Regions from separate parts of the Homo sapiens genome. Here region 2 is linked to region 1. Evidence: chromatin contacts called from ENCODE Hi-C or POLR2A ChIA-PET data. All regions are on one chromosome and are shown on one strand. Each heading gives the region's core, a stretch centred on a gene start or an enhancer-like site at or near the end of the contact. The rest is flanking DNA. Distances are from core to core; before and after follow the strand shown. Region 1 has its middle 20 kb from the start of LINC02642. Region 2 holds the start of TAF3 (TATA-box binding protein associated factor 3).

Region 1 (4,468 bases), core at 694-3,193:
GACCCAGGCATGTTCACCATGAGCCAGGCATATGGAGAGAGTAGAGAGAACAAAGACTGCTCAGTCTGGGCATGGTGGCTCACACCTGTAATCCCAGCACTTTGGGAGGCTGAGGCAGGCAGATCACTTGAGGTCAGGAGTTCAAGACCAACCTGGTCAATATGGTGAAACTCCATCTCTACTAAAATACAAAAATTAGCTAGGCGTGGTGGCATGCACCTGTAATCCCAGCTACGTGGGAGGCTGAGGCAGGAGAATCGCTTGAACCTGGGAGGTGGAGATTGCAGTGAGCTGAGATCGTACCAGTGCACTCCAGCCTGGGCAGCAGAGCGAGACTCTGTCTCAAGAGAAAAAAAAGGCCCTGATCAGCAACGTCTCCACCACACATCCCAGCACTTAGCCAGCCCTCTGCATCAGGAAAGAGGGAGCAGCAGGGGAAACCCCAAGGGAAATAAAGACTAACTTTATCTATTTGCACATTTGTGTTGGGCTCTGGTTGCTGCTGAGAGACAGAGATACCAAAACCTGTACGAAAATATTAACAACAGGTTGGAAAGTTGAAATGCTTAGTCAGGCCCACTTCAGTTCCATTTTCCCCTGCTCCTAAGGAGGAGAAAGAGCAGAGTGAGAGAAAAAGAGCAAGAAGGAGGATGTGTAAGAGTTCCTGACATCCGCCTTCATAAGTGGCCACTATGTGCCAAGAAAAAAGATGAATAAGACACAGCCTATTTAGAGTAATATCACGTCTGGGGAGCTGGATTCTCTCACAATATGTCGACCGTATCCCTGAGAACAAGGGACGCAGAAGTGTCTTGCGTAGTGCTCAGGACACAGTGTGCACTCCGGAAGGGTTTGTTCAATCTCCACCCACATCTGAACGTCTAGGACCTGCTTTGTTGAGGGAATGTGACTTTCATGGGAGAGGCGTGATGGTTAATTTCATGTGTCAACTTGCCTGGGCTGTGGGGTGCCCAGGTTAAGCACTGTTTCTGGGTGTGTCTGTAAGAATATTTCCAGATGAGATTAGCCTTTGAATGGGGGAACTGAGTAAAGCAGATGGCCCTCCCCAGTGTTGTGGGCCCCATTCAATCTGTGGAGGGCCTGAATAGAACAAAAAGGCAGAGGAAGGAGGAATTTACCTCCTTTTTTCTGCCTCATTGCTTGAGCTGGGATACCTCATCTTCTCTTCTGCTTATTTTAGACTGGAATTTACACCACTGGCTCCCCTGCTTCTCAGGCCTTCAGACTTGGAATGAATTACACCATGGGCTTTCTTGAGTCTCCAAGATGCAGATGGCAGATTACAAGCCTTCTCAGCCTCCATGATCACATGGACAATATTGGATATTCCTTATAATCAATCAATCTACCTATTTCTATGTATCTGTCTCTCTGTCTATCTAATCTTTCTCTCTTTGTCTCTCTCTCTCTCTCTCTATCTAGCCAATTAGAAAGCTATTGTAAGTTATTTCTTCCATGAGTGGGGTGGGATTGGAAGTTAGAGGGCACAACAAGAGGCCTAGACTCTAAAGACAGAAGGACAAGGAAGAAAAGAAAAAAAGAAAAAAAAAAAACCTTGCAGTAGAGACTGTCATTTATTACCTAATACCCATCCACTCCCCCCTCCTTAAAGACCAAACTTCTTTTTACCTGGGTGCTAAACATTACATTTCCTGGTCTCTCCTGCAGCTTGGCATGACCATGTGGCTAAGCTAGGCTCAATACAATGTAAATAAAAATGCTGAGTGGGACTTTTCCAGGAAGTTTTATTGAAAGGCATAGATTGTCAGCAAGAGTTTGTTTTGCATTTCTGCTTTTCTTCTCTTTCCTACCTTAATGTGACAGCTGGACCTCCAGCAGCTATTTTGGACCTTGAGGTGGCCTTGGAAACAAAAGCCATCCATGCACTGAAAATGTCAGAGTGGAAAGATCAGAGCATGAATTTGTAAGGACCACCTTGCTAGCCAGTATTACAGTTACATGACAGAGAAGTGAACCTCTACCTTGCCTAAGCAACTGATTGCTTTGTGGTTTTCTGTTATGTGTGACCAAATCTAATTTTAACTAACCCAGAAATCTGCTCTCTGTTGTCCTCTAACTGAATGTCAATGGCTTCCCATCTATAGTTACTTACATGAAGTATGATGACAGATTTTATATTATGAAAAGAGCAAGAACAATGTCGTTTTAAACTTCCTTTGATTAAAAAAAAAAAAAAGCTCATTTCTCTTTACTCACACCCTTTGTGATTTGCCACTCAGATTTCCAAGAAAGGGAAATTAGTCAACCTGCTTTCTATGTACCAGAGCTTTCTTCAATCCCTGCTGGCCATGAGTAATATGGAATCACACATACACAAAATGGGAAGAGCCCTGCTTCTAAATTCTTCACCGACTAGCTCCGGAAGTCCCAAGAGGAGGGTTACTCGGGTTCTGACACCATCCTCCTCCCTAATGACACTGCCCCCCTAGCTCTTTGACTCCCTGACACTACCTAAAAGGAGAAACTCCTGCTTCTGGAAATCATGAGGTCCAGGCTGCCTCCCAGCTCACAGGCTCACCACACTCCAGTGGGTTCCAAATGCATCCTTTACAGCTTCTCAGACACCTAGTCACCCATTTGCCCCAACAAGGACATCTTGTGCTTTCAACATCTAAGTAGATTTATGCAATTTTACTGAAAAACTCTTTAAATATTTATTTGTTTTTCCAACACAAATGCCTTTCCCAGAACCTAAGCTGGATCATAAGATCCCAAGGAGGAGGTTTATATCTTGCTATTCTTTGCATACCTGGCACCTAGCATAGTGCTTATACGTGGAAGGGATTTATTAAAGTTTTTGCACAAACGACAGCTCCAGCGGATAACACAAATACTCACATTTATTTTCTCTTCTAACCCTAAACAATCATCCTGGCACCAGTGAGCCCCAGCTCTTGTCCTTTAAGAGAAATTCTTTCCTGCACACTCTTACTTAGCTCTGAAGAGCAAAAGGATTTTTCTCAGGTCGTCAAGCTGTGACTCTTCACCTCACACAGCACTGGATGTCTTAGAGGGGCTGGGGGAGAGGAGACGGTCTTTTGCCTCCATTTTCTTGATGCTCTGTCATCCCATTGTTTCCTACACCTCTAGGTCCCCACCAATGGGTACCACATCACAAATATAAAGGTCAGCATTTAACTTGGGAAGTGCAAGCCTAACATGCCACAAAATCCTCAACTTCCAACTTCTCTCTACCCGTCCACTCCCACATTGCTCTACTAATGGAGAAAAGGAAGAGGTTCAGTGAACAATGAGCATCGTGATCATCATTTGGGATTTGGCAGACGTAGAATAAGAAGACAGCTTTTAGGTGCTCAGGCTAAACTCTCTGGTGGGACATCGTTTAGGGGATAATGTGGGGGACTCAGTCTCTTCCAATCGCCTGACTGGATAGCCAAAGAACTCCTGAATTTGGATGCAGGAGCAAGGAGGGGGCCTATTGCAAACTTCCTGCTGCAAACAACCACTGCACTGTCCACACACAAGAGGCAAGGGTGTCACCCCATTAGCAAGCTACCGTAAGTTCTTACTACAGGAAGGCAGGATTCAATGGGCCGCTGTGCAGGAGAGTCTGGGAGGCTGGGTGGAGATCCTGCCATGGCAGGGCAACAGGAGCAATAGCAAGGAGAGAAGCTGGCTCAGGAAGGGCCCCTCCCACCACTGCTTTGGAGAGTTTCTCTGCATGACAGCACTCTCAATCCCCCTAAATCACAATGGGGAGTGAATCTGTCTTGTTTCCTCATTATATACTGGGGACCTAGCACAATGTCTGGCATATGTTAGGAACCCAATAAATATTTGTTGAGCAAACAAATGAATGCACACACAATGAAATTGCTGATCTGTGGCTTTAAAGCAAATCTCAGGGCACATTGCAAAGAGTTGATGCAGAGCAGACGCAGCAGAGGAAGCTTTGGTGTATAAATTAGCACGTGCTTATTTAGAAGGACCCAAGGATTTTGATAAGCTGAGGAAGAAATCTGTAATACAGCATTAACCTGTACGTCCCTGCCAGCCAGAGATTATAAACTTGTACAGGCTCAGGCACAGCCCCCAGGGACTTTCAGAAACTCTTTTCTCTCTTTCCTTGCAAGCCAGCTCCTTGTCGTAGTAAAGCGGATTGGCAGTTGAGACGCCCAGCTTCAGGTCTCACTCCTGCCGGCACTTTGTGTGCATGTGAGTGAGTGTGTGGGTTGACTTTGGCCAAATGACTTAATCTCCCTACATCACAGAGATGGAGATCATGAAGATAATTTCTGCTGGACTAAATTCACAAGTTTGTGTCAACATCAAACCAAGGAACTGGTCTGAAACACACTTTTAAGCCCCCAAAGTCCAAAAGGCAGGTGTTCTTTCCATTTTTTCTTTTTTTTTTAGCTTTTTCTGGTTTTTCATCCTTTTTGAATTCCTTAACTCATATCTTTTT
Region 2 (4,468 bases), core at 750-3,249, 330 kb after region 1:
CTGCAGTGTTCCTTTGCCTGAGAGCACACACCCTTTCCCAGGTAGCCCTCATGCAGTGACCTGTTCCTATGGGAATATAAAGGTCCAGTCTTCTTGTTTGGATTCAGGGAAGCTCTGAAGGGCCACTCCAGCTTCTGCACACTATGGCATTGGCTTGGCTGAGGCTTTCTTGCCAAGGAATTCACTGCACCCTGGCTTTCACTCCTTCCCCCAAGTCCCAGGAGGATCCCTCAATGAACTTTCTGCAGGCTCATCTCTATTTCAGAGTTGACTTCCTGGGGAACCAAGCCTGTGACATATGGTCTTGTGTATAGTTATGTGGGGGAATGTTCTTGTTTTGGGGTGATACATGTCGAGGTGTGGTGGGGTTAAGTGTCATGAAGTTTGCAGCTTATTTTCAAACTGCTGGAAAAAAAATACCTGCGTGCATATATAAATACAAAATATATAGTAAATTGGCAAAATGTTAACAATTGGTGAATCTAGTTGAAGTGTACACGTGAGTCTATGATTTTGTTTCAACTTTTCTGTAGGTTTGAAATTTTCCGAAATAAAATCCCCTCCCCTATACACAGAAAGGCAAATGAAGAGGAACAAACACCCAGGGTGGCGGCGGTAGCGGGACAGATTTGTGAAATCCAAGGCGCAAGAGAGTTTCAATGTTACAGAAGCGTTCAACATTATCAAATAGCTACAAAATAATCAAGTACGGCTAGGACTGAAAAATGTCTCATAGATTTAGCAACACAATGTTCCTGATAACTTGGGGACAGAGTGTCCAGGGAGTAAATGCAGGCACCTTGCCCTTTAGTACCTTGCTTCTCTGCAGATCGTCATTTAGCTGAAGAACCATAATTTCAGTTCTATTATTGAGTTTCCCAGACTTTGAAAAATGTGAATATCATGTTCAAAGTTCTGGAATAGTCCCTGTCGGAGGAATATAGAGCCACTCATAAACTCGCAATTTATTGGAGGAGCACATAAACTAAATACACTGTGATAAGTACAGAAGGGCATATTTAAGAAACCGCATAGTTCAGCCACTACAATCGGGCGACCTGCAGGCTGAATCTAGACTAACCGTGGGATCAGTTTGGCTTTTGAGATGTGTTCCCAATTCTGTATTTAAAAATCAAGATATTTATCCCTAAATCCGATTTCTGGCAATACTTGGATGGAGCTGGGAGAAGGCTCTGGGGTAGGCAACCGTTCCCAGGACACTCGGCCTGCGACACCGGTTTAAGGCTCGGTTTGGCCTCTGTAGGCAGCCGAGGTCCCCATCCCCCGATAGGTCACAGCCGCGATGCTCAAATCGCACACTATAGCCCACAGGCAGCTTACCTGTTTTTTTTAAAAAAAAAAAAAAAAAAAAAGTTTTATTGGAACCAGGGCTGGGATTAGAATGACATGAGTGAGTCAGGAGTTTATGGCATGGATTTGGATTTTTTTAAAAAAACTGTTAAAATATTATCGATCTTGATGACTGAGTTTTTTGAGGCCCCCATTAATTTGGCACAGAGTCCTCCTAGTTCCTGCCCTATTGCGAAGGGCTTTGAAGGGCATGCGGAACAGCTTGGACTTTATTTAATCTTTGCAGTGGCAAGCAGCTCAATACACAGATTTTTAGCTGAGGCAACACCAGCGCAGGTCTGCGTTTGGCGAGCTCCGTAAGTTCCCACGCCCCAAACTTCTCTCTAGCACATAACTCTCTAATATGACTAACGTTATTAGTGCTAACTCTCTAACCTGTCAATGTCGTATCCCAGATCCCTCGTTTGCCTCTAAAACACTGGCGTTTTCGTCACCGCTGTCCCCCAGGTGAGCGCCCCAGCACCTGCCGCCCTGGGCGCCTCCTCCACCTGCGCGCCCCACGCCCGCTTCCGGCCGGCTTCCAGGCCTCAGAGGCGATCCCGAGGAATCGTTCCGCTCCCAAGGGGCGGAGCTTTCTCATCGCCGCGCTCGGCATTCGGCTTATGCTGCCTCGCCCCGGCGGCCGTCCAGCGGGAGGCGGAGCGAGTCCAAAATGGCGGCTCTCAGGCTGGCGCGCTCCGTGCTGCTGGGGCTTTGAGGTGGTCGCCGGGGGTCCGGGGGACCCTTTCCCCGCCGCGGAAGCCCTAGAGGATGAATCGGGGACCCTGCTAAGGTCTGGCGGCGGGGCTGGAGAGCAGTGGCAGCAAGGGCTGCGGTGGCGTCCACGCAGCGGGATGTGCGAGAGTTACTCCAGGTCGTTGTTGAGGGTCTCGGTGGCGCAGATCTGCCAGGCGCTGGGCTGGGACTCGGTGCAGCTCAGCGCCTGCCACCTCCTCACGGACGTGCTGCAGCGCTATCTGCAGCAGCTGGGCCGGGGCTGCCATCGGTACTCTGAGCTCTGTGAGTACCGGGCTGGGTGCGGGAGGGCTGCCCCGGCAAGTCAAGGGTGACACCTTCGCTCTCCCTGTCCCTCCGCGTCCCCGGGGTGTGCATCCCGCACCCCGCCTCGAGATCTGCTGTTTCCTCGGCCTCCCACGTCCCTGGGCTTCCACTGCCGCTCCAAACTCTAGTCATCCTTCGGGTGCCTCTTCCTTATCCGCTAACTTCCCGCCACCAGCCCGGGAGTCGGGTCTTCGCTCCCAGCTCCACACCCTCCTACCGCTCCTCCGCTCTGAATTGTGTCTGGATCTCTCTCATTGTCTCCTGTTTGCTGCGGGTAGATCCACCCCCAGCGTGCCCTACACCCTCTTTTACCTCGGTCCTTTTTCTCCCTTGCCCGCAAACTACTACAACTAGTTGTCACAGGCGCTCCGTCTACCGGCCGTTTCTTACAAGACTGGCCATTCCTGGGCTCCTAACTACATAGACTCGTTGACAGCTCTGCTCCGTTAGGGACACTGCCTCGTCTTTCTGTATCTGTTCGTTTCGTGAACGACATCTCCATTTACTGTTTTTCCAAGGCTGACTTTGTCAGTTTCGCTGATTAGATGTACTTTCACTTACGTCTCGGTTACCAGTGAGATGTCAGTGGCTATCGAAGTAGGATAGAGGGACCGTGGGCAGTTGACAAGATTCTCCAGGTAATCTGGGCTACAGTACTTATGAGTTTTAAATGAATGTCTGGTAATATCTATAGCTAGTGGTATTTAATAATTTAATGGAAGGAATGGAATATTTTAATAGAAGCTCCACATTATCTTGTTGATGTGAAGCATTGTATGTGTGTTTGTTGAGGAGAGGAAACTACCACTCATTTTAGTTTCAAGTCATGATGTTTAAGGTGGTGAGCTGGAGAACTGAATGAAGTGTTTCATAGGATATTTTGTTTTGTTAAAGTGGTTCCTATACTGGAAAATTGAGACTCACAGACACACGCTGTATTTCTTAGGCCCCAAGTTTCGTTCCCGCTTCCACAGGGCTGCCAAAATAATCTGTCCATAGCACAGATCTGATCCTGTCATTATTCTTAAAAACATTTTAACTATACTTCGTTGGTTACAGGCTAAAAATCGAAACTCTTAGCAGTACACAGTTCCCTTTGTGAGCTAGCATTTTGCTTACCTTTTGCCAGCCTGCCATGCTAATCTGCGACCACGCTGAGCTACCTGCCTTTTCCAAAATGTTTTAAGCTGTCCATTCCTACATGCGTGCTGTTTCTTACCTAGAGTGTCCTTTGCCCGTGGCCCACCAATAGTATTACTTTTATTTTCAGATGCACTTATCACTTGCTCTAGGGAACTCATGTTATCTGCTTTCATAATTCTGTGCATATTTCTTTTATATTATTTGTCATCTTGTTTTGTAATCACCTGTGTATGTCTCTTTCCCCTCTCCAGGAGAAAAATTGATTATATTTGTATTCTGTAACCTGTAGGGCCATTATATAATAGGCACCTGAGAAATATTTGTTGAATAAATGAATGAACTGATAAACCACTACCCTAAAAGCCACTTATTGACTTTACATATTGAGTTCCAAAAATGTATATGTTTTGAATGCTTGATTTCACTGATACTTCTATTACTCTTCTTCTTTTGAGACAGGGTCTCACTCTGTCGCCGAGCGTGGAGTGCAGTGGTGCGATCTTAGCTCTCTATAGCCTCGAACTTCAGGGCTCAAGTGATCCTCCCGCCTCAGCCTTCCAAGTAGCTGGGACTACAGGGATACGCCACCATGCCTGGCTAATCTTTTTATTTTTTGTAGAGATGTGGTCTGGTTATATTGCTCAGGCTTGTGTCAAACTCCTGGGCTCAAGTGATCCTCCTGCCTCAGCATTTCAAAGTGCTGGGATTACAGGCATGAGCCACCATGCCCAGCTCACTGATACATCTGAATGTGGAACCACAAAGTAATATGCGTGCATTTTTATCTTGAAAGTACATCACCAGCTGACTACTCTTCTGGCTTTTGTTTCTTTTTCCTCTGGCCTCCGCTGCAGTGGTCCTTGAGTATACCGTTAGTGATAGGCTAGGCTAGGCTAGGCTAGGCATAGTCCAG

Evidence for each region. A loop is a pair of places that touch in the nucleus more often than their neighbours do. ChIA-PET counts read pairs that join two places held with the same protein, here RNA polymerase II (POLR2A). Pooled maps may share reads with other maps.
Region 2: a loop to region 1 is called in a pooled map, with 3 times the contacts of the local background. The contact joins the promoter of TAF3 here to the enhancer-like site in region 1. A Hi-C loop is called at or near these places in 5 of 50 pooled maps. POLR2A ChIA-PET finds 5 or more read pairs at or near these places in 2 of 52 experiments (CD8-positive, alpha-beta T cell and GM10248).

The regions. Positions count from the first base shown.
Region 1 is chr10:7,490,493-7,494,960 of GRCh38, forward strand. No RefSeq gene overlaps it. Among named protein-coding and RNA genes, the nearest start is that of LINC02642, 20 kb to the left of the region's middle. Within about 2 kb of position 1,944, at least 2 of the 41 ENCODE cell types and tissues checked have a DNase peak (open chromatin) inside an H3K27ac peak, as active enhancers do.
Region 2 is chr10:7,816,506-7,820,973 of GRCh38, forward strand. TAF3 (TATA-box binding protein associated factor 3) reads left to right here and starts at 2,000. Exons shown (of 7, transcript NM_031923.4): 1 at 2,000-2,370. The coding sequence starts at 2,205. LOC105376392 (a long non-coding RNA gene) reads right to left here and starts at 1,858. Exons shown (of 3, transcript XR_001747356.1): 1 at 1,747-1,858. RefSeq lists enhancers at 1,676-2,194, 2,007-2,066, 2,195-2,712.